2 separate regions of the Homo sapiens genome follow, and region 1 is linked to region 2. Evidence: read pairs that join two places in POLR2A ChIA-PET (ENCODE). Cell type or tissue: Panc1. All regions are shown on one strand. Each heading gives the region's core, and the rest is flanking DNA. Links, peaks and the distances in the headings are about the cores only. Region 1 has its middle 20 kb from the start of KLRG2. Region 2 overlaps DENND2A (DENN domain containing 2A).

What was found. ChIA-PET counts read pairs that join two places held together with the same protein. Peaks named below come from ENCODE experiments on the same cell type or tissue, not always from the same donor. Only the 100,000 strongest peaks of a DNase experiment are listed, where the experiment ranks them.
Region 1: POLR2A ChIA-PET joins it to region 2 with 10 read pairs; 2 of 35 experiments call an interaction of 5 or more read pairs at or near these places.

What each region holds. Positions count from the first base shown.
Region 1 is chr7:139,500,597-139,506,079 of GRCh38, reverse strand. It overlaps the pseudogene ST13P17. Among named protein-coding and RNA genes, the nearest start is that of KLRG2, 20 kb to the right of the region's middle. In Panc1, for the core only: a CTCF peak has its summit at 277 (motif pointing left); no DNase peak of the experiment used is centred there.
Region 2 is chr7:140,539,476-140,544,731 of GRCh38, reverse strand. DENND2A (DENN domain containing 2A) reads left to right here. Exons shown (of 20, transcript NM_015689.5): 14 at 1-114. Among named protein-coding and RNA genes, the nearest start is that of MKRN1, 63 kb to the right of the region's middle. RefSeq lists an enhancer at 1-27. In Panc1, for the core only: no CTCF peak of the experiment used is centred there; a DNase peak (open chromatin) is centred at 3,101; H3K4me3 peaks cover 924 bases; H3K27ac peaks cover 449 bases.

The DNA.
Region 1 (5,483 bases), core at 179-5,178, 1.0 Mb after region 2:
GGTGCGCCACCATGCCTGGCTAATTTTTGTATTTTTAGTAGAGACAGGGTTTCACCATGTTGGCCAGGCTGGTCTCAAACTCCTGACCTCAAGTGATCTGCCTGCCTCAGCCTCCCAAAGTGCTGGGATTACAGGTGTGAGACCCTGTGCCCGGCCTCGGGAAGGGTTTTGATGGCGGCCTCAGGAGTAGTAGTCATGAAGTGAACACACCACACACTGTGAGCACACAGCTGATGGAGAAGCCCTCAGAATCGTAGTAGGTGCTGCTCTGTAGAAAGAACAGCGCCCCCAGGTGTCGTGCAGATGCCACCACCTGTCCTCACGCAACCAGCGGCTGGCCTTTGCCTTTAGAGGAGAAGGCAGGGTTCAATTTCTCTTCTTCTGAAACTTGCCAGCAAATGTTTGCTGTCTAAACTTCTTCTTAACTAACGTTAATACAATATGACACAGTAAGACACCAGGTGAGTATTAGTGAGTGAGTGTTCTCATTTTGGGAGTGACCAAAGGCCCATGGTATGGAATGGTGTAGAAGGACACTCCCAGAGCTAGCAGGTGGGCCTCCCAGCTAGTCAGCGTCCACATCTCACCGCCGTTTCACTATTGCACCCACATTACTGAACTCTCCGTGCTGCTCCGAAACTGATAGGAACTGGCACAATGGCTTGAAAAATGGTCAAACAATTGGGAAGTTTGTTGGAAATGGAAATGGAAAGGTTACCTACTGTGCAGTAGGAGAACAGGCAAAGGAACAACTCTAGACTGCAATTTTTATTTTTATTTTATTTTTTTTTTTTGAGACGGAGTCGCAGTCTGTGGCCCAGGCTGGAGTGCAGTGGTGCAATCTTGGCTCACTGCATCCTCTACCTCCCAGGTTCAAGTGATTCTCCGGCCTCAGCCTCCTGAGTAGCTGGGATTACAGGCGCCTGCCACCATGCCCGGCTAAGTTTTGTATTTTTAGTAGTGACCGGGTTTCACCATGTTGGCCAGGCTGGTCTCGAACTCCTCACCTCAGGTGATCCGCACACCTTGGCCTCCCAAAGTGTTGGGATTACAGGTTCCAGCCACCATGCCTGGCCTGGACTGCGATTTTTAAAGGAGCCAAATAAATATTCTCATATTTCAAGTTTCCTCGACTTCCACACTCTCCATATTTTGGACTAGAAACTTCCTCATTTTAGGGGGCTGTCCTGTGCATAGTAGGATGTTTGGCGGCATCCCTGGTGTCTACCCACCAGCTGCCAGTAGCAACTCCTGGCTTCCAGTTGTGACAACCAAAAATGTTTCCGGAATCACTTCCATATTTGAACGTTTGGTTTAGGAAGGTCTTGAGAAATAGCTCTCTGGGAGACCAAGCAGCAGCTGTGTGTCCTGCCCACAACCGTATTGGACTTTTGGTAACTATTTTTTTATGTGGAAATAATATGAAACATTTATTAGATATACTGGACAAGAACAGAACTAAATAATCCAACTCTACCGCAGCATTACAAAAAAATCATCCCTTCACCACAGTGTAAGATTTAAGGGCAACTGCTGAAGGATGCATGTTTTCCTTTTTTTTGAGACAGAGTTTCACTCTTGTTGCCCAGGCTGGAGTGCAATGGCGCGATCTCGGCTCACCACAACCTCCGCCTCCCGGGTTCAAATGATTCTCCTGCCTCAGCCTCCCAAGTAGCTGGGATTATAGACATGTGCCACCACACCTGGCTAATTTTGTATTTTTAGTAGAGACGGGGTTTCTCCATGTTGGTCAGTCTGGTCTCGAACTCCCAACCTCAGGTGATTGCCTGCCTTGGCCTCCCAAAGTGCTAGGATTACAGGTGTGAGCCACTGTGGCCAGCCAGATGCATGTTATATAAAACACAGCAAGATTGCTGCGGCCCTGCCAAGTACTTCCAGTCCCTATCCAGGTCCTCCTGAAATACTGGTGTTCTCAATTAGTTTTATTGAAATAATTTTTTTTTTTGAAACGGAGTCTAGTTCTGTCTAGTGCAATGATGTGATCTCGGCTCACTGCAACCTCCGCTTCCTGAGTTCAAGTGATTATCCTGCCTCAGACTCCCGAGTAGCTGGGATTACAGGCATGTGCCACCATGCCCGGTTAATTTTTGTATTTTTAGTAGAGACTGGGTTTCACCATGTTGGTCAGGCTGGTCTCGAACTCCTGACCTTGTGATCCACCCGCCTCAGCCTCCCAAAGTGCTGGGATTACAGGCATCAGCCACCGTGCCTGGAGTAAGGGCTCTCTTTATCAGAAGGGCATTACGCTTGACCTCCAAATTTGGCTGACAATCTACTGATAAGATGCATAGTCTTTGTGTTGCGCTGGTATTTTGACATGTTTGCTGGGTCCTGAGCCACATCCTGGAAGGCTAACATAATTTCTGGATCCTGCATGGCTGCAAGAATCTCTGGATCACTAAGAATTTCATTGAGTCCGGGGATTCTGGCCATTCCAGCCATGCCCCCTCCCATTCCAGACATTCTTCTGGGACAATTACCAGGCACTCCCGCAGGAAAGCCACTTGGAAAAGAGCAGTACTGAGCTCCTGACTGTCTTCTGGCTTCTTCCTCCCTCTGGGCTCTCTCATGCTCTTCTTGAGCCTTCTTAACTCTTTCTATTCTTTCTTTGATCTCTTGTTCTTCACGTTTTCGCTCATACTTTCTCCGATGTTCTGCAATTTTCTGTGCCCCAGGTTGAACTTCTTTCAGCATTGCACTAGCATCTTCATCATAATCCAATTGAAGGGAAAGTCTGTGTGCTTTCTCTCGACACTTGTAAGGCTGAGCTGAATCAGGAATTATTTCTTTTCTTTTCTTTTCTTTTCTTTTTTTTTTTTGAGATGGAGTCTCGCTCTGTCACCCAGGCTGGAGTGCAGTGGCACGATCTTAGCTCACTGCAAACTCCACCTCCCGGGTTCAAGCAATTCTCTGCCTCAGCCTCCCGAGTAGCTGGGATTACAGGCGCCTGCCACCACACCCAGCTAATTTTTGTATTATTAGTAGAGACGGGGTTTCACCATCTTGGCCGGGCTGGTCTTGAACTCCTGACCTCGTGATCCACCTGCCTCGCCCTCCCAGTGCTGGGATTACAGGCGTGAGCCACCGTGCCTGGCACAGTCTCGGATGGCAGCATTTGGCTTCTATAATTTGACGAAGACACCAGCCGTCTTGGCATACAAAATGGCCAAGTGAGGATTCAGCTTGATGGCATCTGGGAACAAGTCAATGGCTGTCTGCAGTTCACCATCATTTAGGGCTTCAATAGCAGCCACTTTCTCATTTGCCTGATCCATCATCTCCTCTGTTATCTCTGCATTCTCATCTCCCATTTCTTGAGGGGCATCAGTGCCTGGTTCAACCACACCTTCATTATCAATTTCTAGATCACTTTCCTCGCTTGATGGTTAGTCTGCCTTTAAGTCTTCCTTCACCTTCTTACTATCAGGTTTTTCTTCCTTGGTATTTTCTTCTGATTTAGCTTTCTGAGTAGCAGGTGGTACTTTACCCGCCATGCTCTCCACCCTCTCCCTTAGGAAATGCATTTTCTCGGCGTGCGGAACGCTCGGATCCTGCTTACACGTTTTCACAAAGGCCCGAAGCTCGTTCACTTTGCGGGGGTCCATGGTCGGGAGGCGGTGGGCAAGGCTGAGGGGCTGCGGCCCGGTTCCAGGCCCAGGCGCTGGCTCGGTGTGACCGTGCAGAAGGCGACTTTTGGTAATTATTATTAGGCGTTTTCCCTCGTCCAGACCTGAGACCTGAATTCAGCCCCCATGGGACAGAGTGAGGCACCATCGACCTCATGGAGATATTTCAGGGCTGACATTATATGATGCACATGAACATGGATTGCGAATGAAGGTAAGGTAAAGACTAGAGAAAGCTATCTCCAGATTGCTTTTCAAATATGCCCAGACCTTGATTCACATTTTAGGGGATAAAAGCAGGGTTCTTTTTTTCTTTTCCTCACATTCTATGATCCAATTAAATAGGTATCCAAAGTTGTATGAATAATCATTGTTTCCTGTAGTTTTAAAACTGTATTTTCATTTTGGTTCTTTTATTTATTTATTTATTTATTTTTTGGAGACAAGGTCTCACTCTGTCGCCCAGGCTGGAGTGCAGCGGTATGATCTCAGCTCACTGCAACCTCTGCCTCCTGGGTTCAAGTGATTCTCCTGCCTCAGCCTCTTGAGTAGCTGGGATTACAAGCGCGGGCCACTAGGTTCAAATAATTTTTGTATTTTTAGTAGAGATGGGATTTCACCATGTTGACCAGGCTGGTTTCGAACTCCTGGCCTCAAGCGATCCACCTGCCTCGGCCTTCCAAAGGCTGGGATTACAGGCATGAGCCACCGCGCCTGGCCCTGTATTTTCATTTTGATTAGGGCAAAAATGCAACCTTTAAATCTTTTTTCCAACTTTTATTTTAGATTCAAGGGGTACAGGTGCAGGTGTGTAAGCTGGACATATCATGTGATGCCGAGCTTTGGAGTACAAATGGTTCCTTCCCCCAAGTGCTGAGCACAGTACCCTATAGTTTTTCAACCCTTGCCCTTCTCCCTCCCCCATCTAGAAGTCCCCAGTGTCTATTGTTCCCATCTTTATGTCCATAATTACCCAATGTCTAGCTCCCACTTATAAGTGAGAAGATGCAACCGGCCAGGTGCGGTGGCTCACGCCTGTAATCCCAGCACTTTGGGAGGCCGAGGCAGGTGGATCACCTGAGGTCGGGAGTTCGAGACCAGCCTGACCAACATGGAGAAACCCCGTCTCTATTAAAAATACAAAATTAGCCGGGCGTGGTGGTGCGTGCCTGTAATCCCAGCTACTTGGGAGGCTGAGGCAGGAGAATCACTTGAACCTGGGAGGCCGAGGTTGCCGTGACCCAAGATGGCGCCATTGCACTCCAGCCTGGGCAACAAGAGCAAAACTCCATCTCAAAAAAAAGTGAAATAATGCATATTTGGTTTGTTTTCGGTTCCTGTATTAATTCACTTAGGATAATGGCCTCCAGCTGCATCCAGGTTGCTGCAAAGGACACGACACCTTTAAATCTTTATTTTCCCTGGTTTGGCTTTGGAAACAACAGGTTACAGCCTTTCTGAAGCCCCATCCCATTCTTCATTCTTTCCCAGTTTATTAACCCACAGGTGACACCAATGGCCTCTGAGAGCCTCGACCCTTGAACCCTGAGCAGACGCCCAGGAACCTGTGCCCGGCACATTCGCAGGGCAGAGCGAATTCACATCAAGCTCCCAAACATACATTGTTGTTGTTGTTGTTGTTGTGTTATGTAATTTCAGTTATTATTTAATTTACAAGCTGTGAGCACACAGAGCCACTCTGGTTCTGCCCTTGGATCGCCGCTCGCGCGCTGCCGAGGCCCACCTGGGCATCCCAAAGTGCTGGGATTACAGGCGTGAGCCAACGCCCCCCGCCGGAATAGCTTTTTTTTTTGAGACGTAGTCTCGCTTTTTCGC
Region 2 (5,256 bases), core at 1-5,000:
CGAGCACGTGGACTTTGAGTCTCTCTTCTCCTCCCTCAGCGTCCGCCACCTGGTCTGTGTGTTTGCCTCCCTGCTTCTGGAGAGGAGGGTCATCTTCATTGCAGACAAGCTCAGGTACCCGCCTTGGCTACTTCTGCTAAAGCGTTTGAATGACAGTCGCTCTTGGACCCTCTAGTCTGTAGAGCAGGTGACCGCCTAGCATTGAAGAGTAAGCCCTTCTGAGATAAGGATGGAATAGGCTGGGCGCGGTGACTCACACCTGTAATCTCAGCACTTTGAGAGGCTGAGGTGGGTGGATCACTTGAGACCAGGAGTTCGAGGCCAGCCTGTGCAACATGGTGAAACTCCGTCTCTACTAAAAATAGAAAAATTAGCCAGCCATGGTGGCCCACGCTTGTTATCCCAGCTACTTGGGAGGCTGAGGCACGGGAATCGATTGAACCTGGGAGGTGGACATTGCAGTGAGCTGAGATCTCACCACTGCACTCCAGCTTGGGCAACAGAGGGAGACCTTCCCTCCTGCCCCCACAAATAAAGGATGGCCAGGCACGGTGGCTCATGCCTGTAATCCTAGCACTTCGGGAGGCCGAGGCAGGCGGATCACCTGAGGTCAGGAGTTCAAGACCAGCCTGGCCAACATGATGAAACTCAGTCTCTACTAAAGATACAAAAATCAGCCAGTCATGGTGGCTCGTGCTTGTAACACCAGCTACTTGAGAGGCTGAGGTACAAGAATCGCTTGAACCCAGGAGGCAGAGGCTGCAGTGAGCTGAGATCGCACCATTGCACTCCAGCCTGAGCAACAGAATGACATTCCATCTCAAAAATAAAAATAAAATAGGCCAGGCGCAGTGGCTCACACTTGTAATCCCAGCACTTTGGGAGGCCGAGGCGGGTGGATCACAAGGTCAAGAGATTGAGACCATCCTGGCCAACATGGTGAAACTCCGTCTCTGCTAAAAATACAAAAATTAGCTGGGCATGGTGGCGTGTGCCTGTAGTCCCAGCTACTCAAGAGGCTGAGGCAGGAGAATTGCTTGAACCCAGGAGGCAGAGGTTGCAGTGAGCCGAGATCATGCCACTGCACTCCAGCCTGGTGACAGAGCGAGACTCCATCTCAAAAAATAAAAAATAAAATAAAATAAAGGATGGAATCAGTCGGCAGCTCAGACTGGAGATCTGGGGGGCACACTGTTTTGCACTGCTGTGTGCGACTTCCCTGGCATTGGTGGGCTTTCCACTCATTCTGCCATGTGTCATACACTCTGCTATGTGGTAGGAAAACAGAGAAAAGACACAGCTGGCATGGTGGCTCACGCCTGTAATCACCGCACTTTAGGAGGCTGACGTGGAAGGACTGCTTGAGGGAAGTAGTTTGAGACCAGCCTGGGCAACACAGTAAGACCCCCATCTCTACAAAAAACGTAAAAAAAAAAAAAAAAAAAATTAGCCAGGTATGGTGGCTCGAGCCTACAGTCCCTGCTACTAGGGAAGCTGAGGTAGGAAGATCACTTGAGCCCAGAAGTTCAAGGTTGCAGTGAGCTATGATCATGCCACTGCACTCCACCTGGGCAACAGAACAAGACCTTGTCTCAAAAAAAAAAAAAAAAGAAAAGAAAAGAAAAACACAGACTTGTCTCAGTGCAGTGGGGTAACAGAGACATAAGCCGACTCTCCAGGACCACATTAGAGGCAGGTAGAGGCAGTGAGTTCTGGAGACCGAGGGAGGGCACTCACTCCCAGGGAGGCGAGTTCTGAGGGCCAACACTCAGAACAAGTAGTCAGCACATTGCAGGCAAAAGGAGCCATCCTACATAGATATGGGGACAGGTGAGGCCTAGCTGTCACCTTCAGGACTGTAAAGTAGGCCAGGCGCGGTGGCTCATGACTGTAATCCCAGCACTTTGGGAGGCCGAGGCAGGTGGATCACTTGAGGTCAGAAGGTCAAGACCAGCCTGAACAACATGGTGAAACCCCGTCTCTACTAAAAATACAAAAGAATTTAGTTGGGCGTGGTGGTCCACGCCTGTAATCCCAGCTACCTGGGAGGCTTGAAGAAGAATCGTTTGAACCCGGGAGGCGGAGGTTACAGTGAGCTGAGATTGCGCCATTGCACTCCAGCCTGGGCAACAAGAGTGAAACTCAAAAAAAAAAAAAAAAAAAAAAGAGAGAGAAAAAGAACTGCAAAGTAGTTCACTAGGGCTGGCCCAGAGAGAGGAAGATGGGGGAGGGAGAGATGAGCCGGCAGTGGTGGACAGAGGCCAGCTCACAGAAGGCTGCAGGGCCATGCTCAAGAGGACAGACCATCGTGAGGGCATCCCTCCTCACCGTTAAAGCAAATCCCCTCCCATCACACACACAAACTCAGTGCCCCATAGGAGGCCACCCCCGTCCCAGTGGGCACATTCAATAATTTGCTAAGGCCACGTCACAAAACAAAGAAGATCCGGAAGGAAATGCAGACAAGGACTTGGGTTCGTTCTGAGCTTCTAAAAAGAAGCTCATTTTTGAAATACTGAATCAGAGCCTTCTTTGCTTTGGAACTGGGGGCACAGAAGCGTGAGGGGTGTGGCTGCAGCCCCAGGAAGGGCTGAGATGCGGGGCCAGCCAACCGGGTGGTGCAGATGAGGCCACCTGAGAAGTCCATCTGGAAAGAAGCAGTGCCAAAAACAAAAAAAAACCTGAAGCACTGTGGTTTGGAGAGGAAATCTGACTCTGAACTATGGAAAACAAAAGGGAAGGAAAAAAAAAGGCATAGAAGAATGGAAGGGACAAACTCCGTAGATGTGGAATTCCTCAGGAGGCGGGGCGGGAAGCGGCCCCACCCTCTCCCCTCATGCGCCGCATCTGGTCACCTTTCTGATGCACCTCTTTGGACAGCAGCCATCTGGCTGTTCCCAGCCTGCTCCCACCCTGTGTTTTAGTTCGCTATGCACTTTTAAATGTCAGCGTGATCGTACTCCCGGTGCACTTTTGTCAGCTCAGGAAGCAGGCCCTCTCTGTAAGCCTTGCAGCTGGTGCTGGGCGCTGAGGAGCTCTCCAAGCTCCCGGGCACTGGGGAATTCAGCCCAGGGAGTTCTCAAGGTTGGAGCCCTGGAAGCCAGGATGAGTAATAACCCTTCAGTGGCCAGGATCGGATTTCATCAGCACCATAGTAACTGTCTTTATCTTCTCCATCCCCCACTCCCTCCATCCGCTAGAGGTGGAATTCTCAGGCTTGGATGTGGGGGAGGGGAAAATGATGGATTTCAGAAAGGCCTGGGCTAGAAGTGGAAAGCCAGCCAAGGAAACCCAGCACCCCCCAGGAGTGGTGGTGGGGACAGAGTCCCCCGGGAACGTGCCTGCGGGGTGAAGATGCTAGACTTGGGGAGGACCCACCCTGAGAAGATGTCTGGGAAGGGCACAGCTGGAGAGGAGCCGTGGGCCCCCTCACACACCCCAGCCTCCCCCAGACTCCCTCCAGGGGGAAGAAAACAAAGTATCATCCATTTTTCTGGTAAAAGTACAGTGAGACACCAGTCTCACTGGTGACAGAGAGAGACTCTGTCTCTAAAAATTAAGGAGAAGAAAAAAAACTTAAAAACATTAAGTGCAGGGAGAGAAAAGGTGGGAACAGAAAAGGGAAGGGGCCTTGTCAGAGACAAACACATCTCCAAAGGGCAATGCAGGAGGACATGTCAGAAGGCTCAGGGCACAAAGAAACCTGGAAATGCCAGCCAGGCTCAGTGGCTCACGCCTGTAATCCCAGCACTTTGGGAGGCCGAGGCGAGTGGATCACCTGAGATCAGGAGTTCAAGACTAGCCTGGCCAACATGGTGAAATCCCGTCTCTACTAAAAATACAAAAATTAGCTGGTCGTGGTGGCGTGCACCTGTAATCCCAGCTACTCGGGAGGCTGAGGCAGAAGAATCATTTGAACCTGGGAGGCAGAGGTTGTGGAGAGCCGAGATCATGCCATCGCACTCCTGCCTGGGCGACAGAGCGAGACCCTGTCTAAAAAAAAAAAAGAAAGAAAGAAACCTGGAAATGCCTGCCCCAGTGACGTCTGAGAGAGGACTTGACGCCTCCGCCTTTTTGCTGGACAGATTTCCGGGTGGACAGGTTGGACGCTGGGCCAGCCCCTCCCACAGAGCTGCTGTCACCAGAGACAGACAAAAATGAGCAAAGTCCAGTGGCCGAGAGTGGACCCTGCCTGGATTCCTGGGCCTTGGCTGTTCCCCAGCCACCCTCCCTGCCCTGCTCTGGGACCCCTCAACAGAGGAGACAGTCACCAGTGCAGTCCATAGGAAAGGCACTGGTGTTTCTCTCCAACCTTCCATAGTGCCTGGCATTCTGCCCTTGGAGGTTTCGTCTTTTCAAACGGCTCATGCCGTGAGTGGGTCAGATGCCAGCTGTGGCTGCCACAAGCAGGTCTCCCCACGGGCACGTTGTGCCCATCAGGGGTTTTCTTCTGCAGCAGCTGCCAAATGTCAGGCGCTGTGAGGATGGGATTTCTGTGGGAGAAGAGAAGGCAGCAGGAACGTGGATAATTGTGGTGCCCTCCTTGGAGCGAGAGCCAGGCCATGGTACAGTAATGGTGTGCGAGTGTGAGAAAGACCGTCATTGGGTTTTTAGACCCTTTACAGCTTTCAGAGGTACACATCCCTCCGCCATCACTCAGGGAGGTTTCCCAGAGTAGGGGGGACCCCTGAGCATCCTTAGCCGTTGGCCCTGGGTCTCCTCGTTCATAAGACGCGGCCCCGCATGGCTCTGACTTTCCGGGACTCCGCTGTCTTGTTTTCTCTGAAAGCAGCCCTCGCTTTTCCTGTTACAAATGGCTCCACATGCTCTCCCCGCTGCCCAATAAATCGTCCTTCCATCCTACACGGGTTCCATGCAGACCTGAAGAGATGGAAATCTGCGTAAAGAAAGGCCCGAAGAGCTCTGAGACAGGAAGAGGGTAAACAACGCGTGAGCAAAGCTGATGAGGATGACGGCAGCGACGGGGCGTGGAGTGGCCTCTGAGCGGCCTCTGTGCCGGGCGCCTTCTGAGGGTCTGACCTGCGTCATTTCATGCCCCCTACGGCCCTGTCACATGGGTAACTAACAGGCGTGCAGAGGATCCGTCATTCTGCTCAAAGAAGCAGGGAGTGGGAGAGCTGCCGGGCTTTGGAGAGGACGGAGGGAAAGCAGCTGGGCTGCAGACTCCAGGGTTGGGTGAAGGGCAGGGTCTGGGGCCCTGTCCGTTTACAGAAATGTATAAGGAAAGTCTCCCTA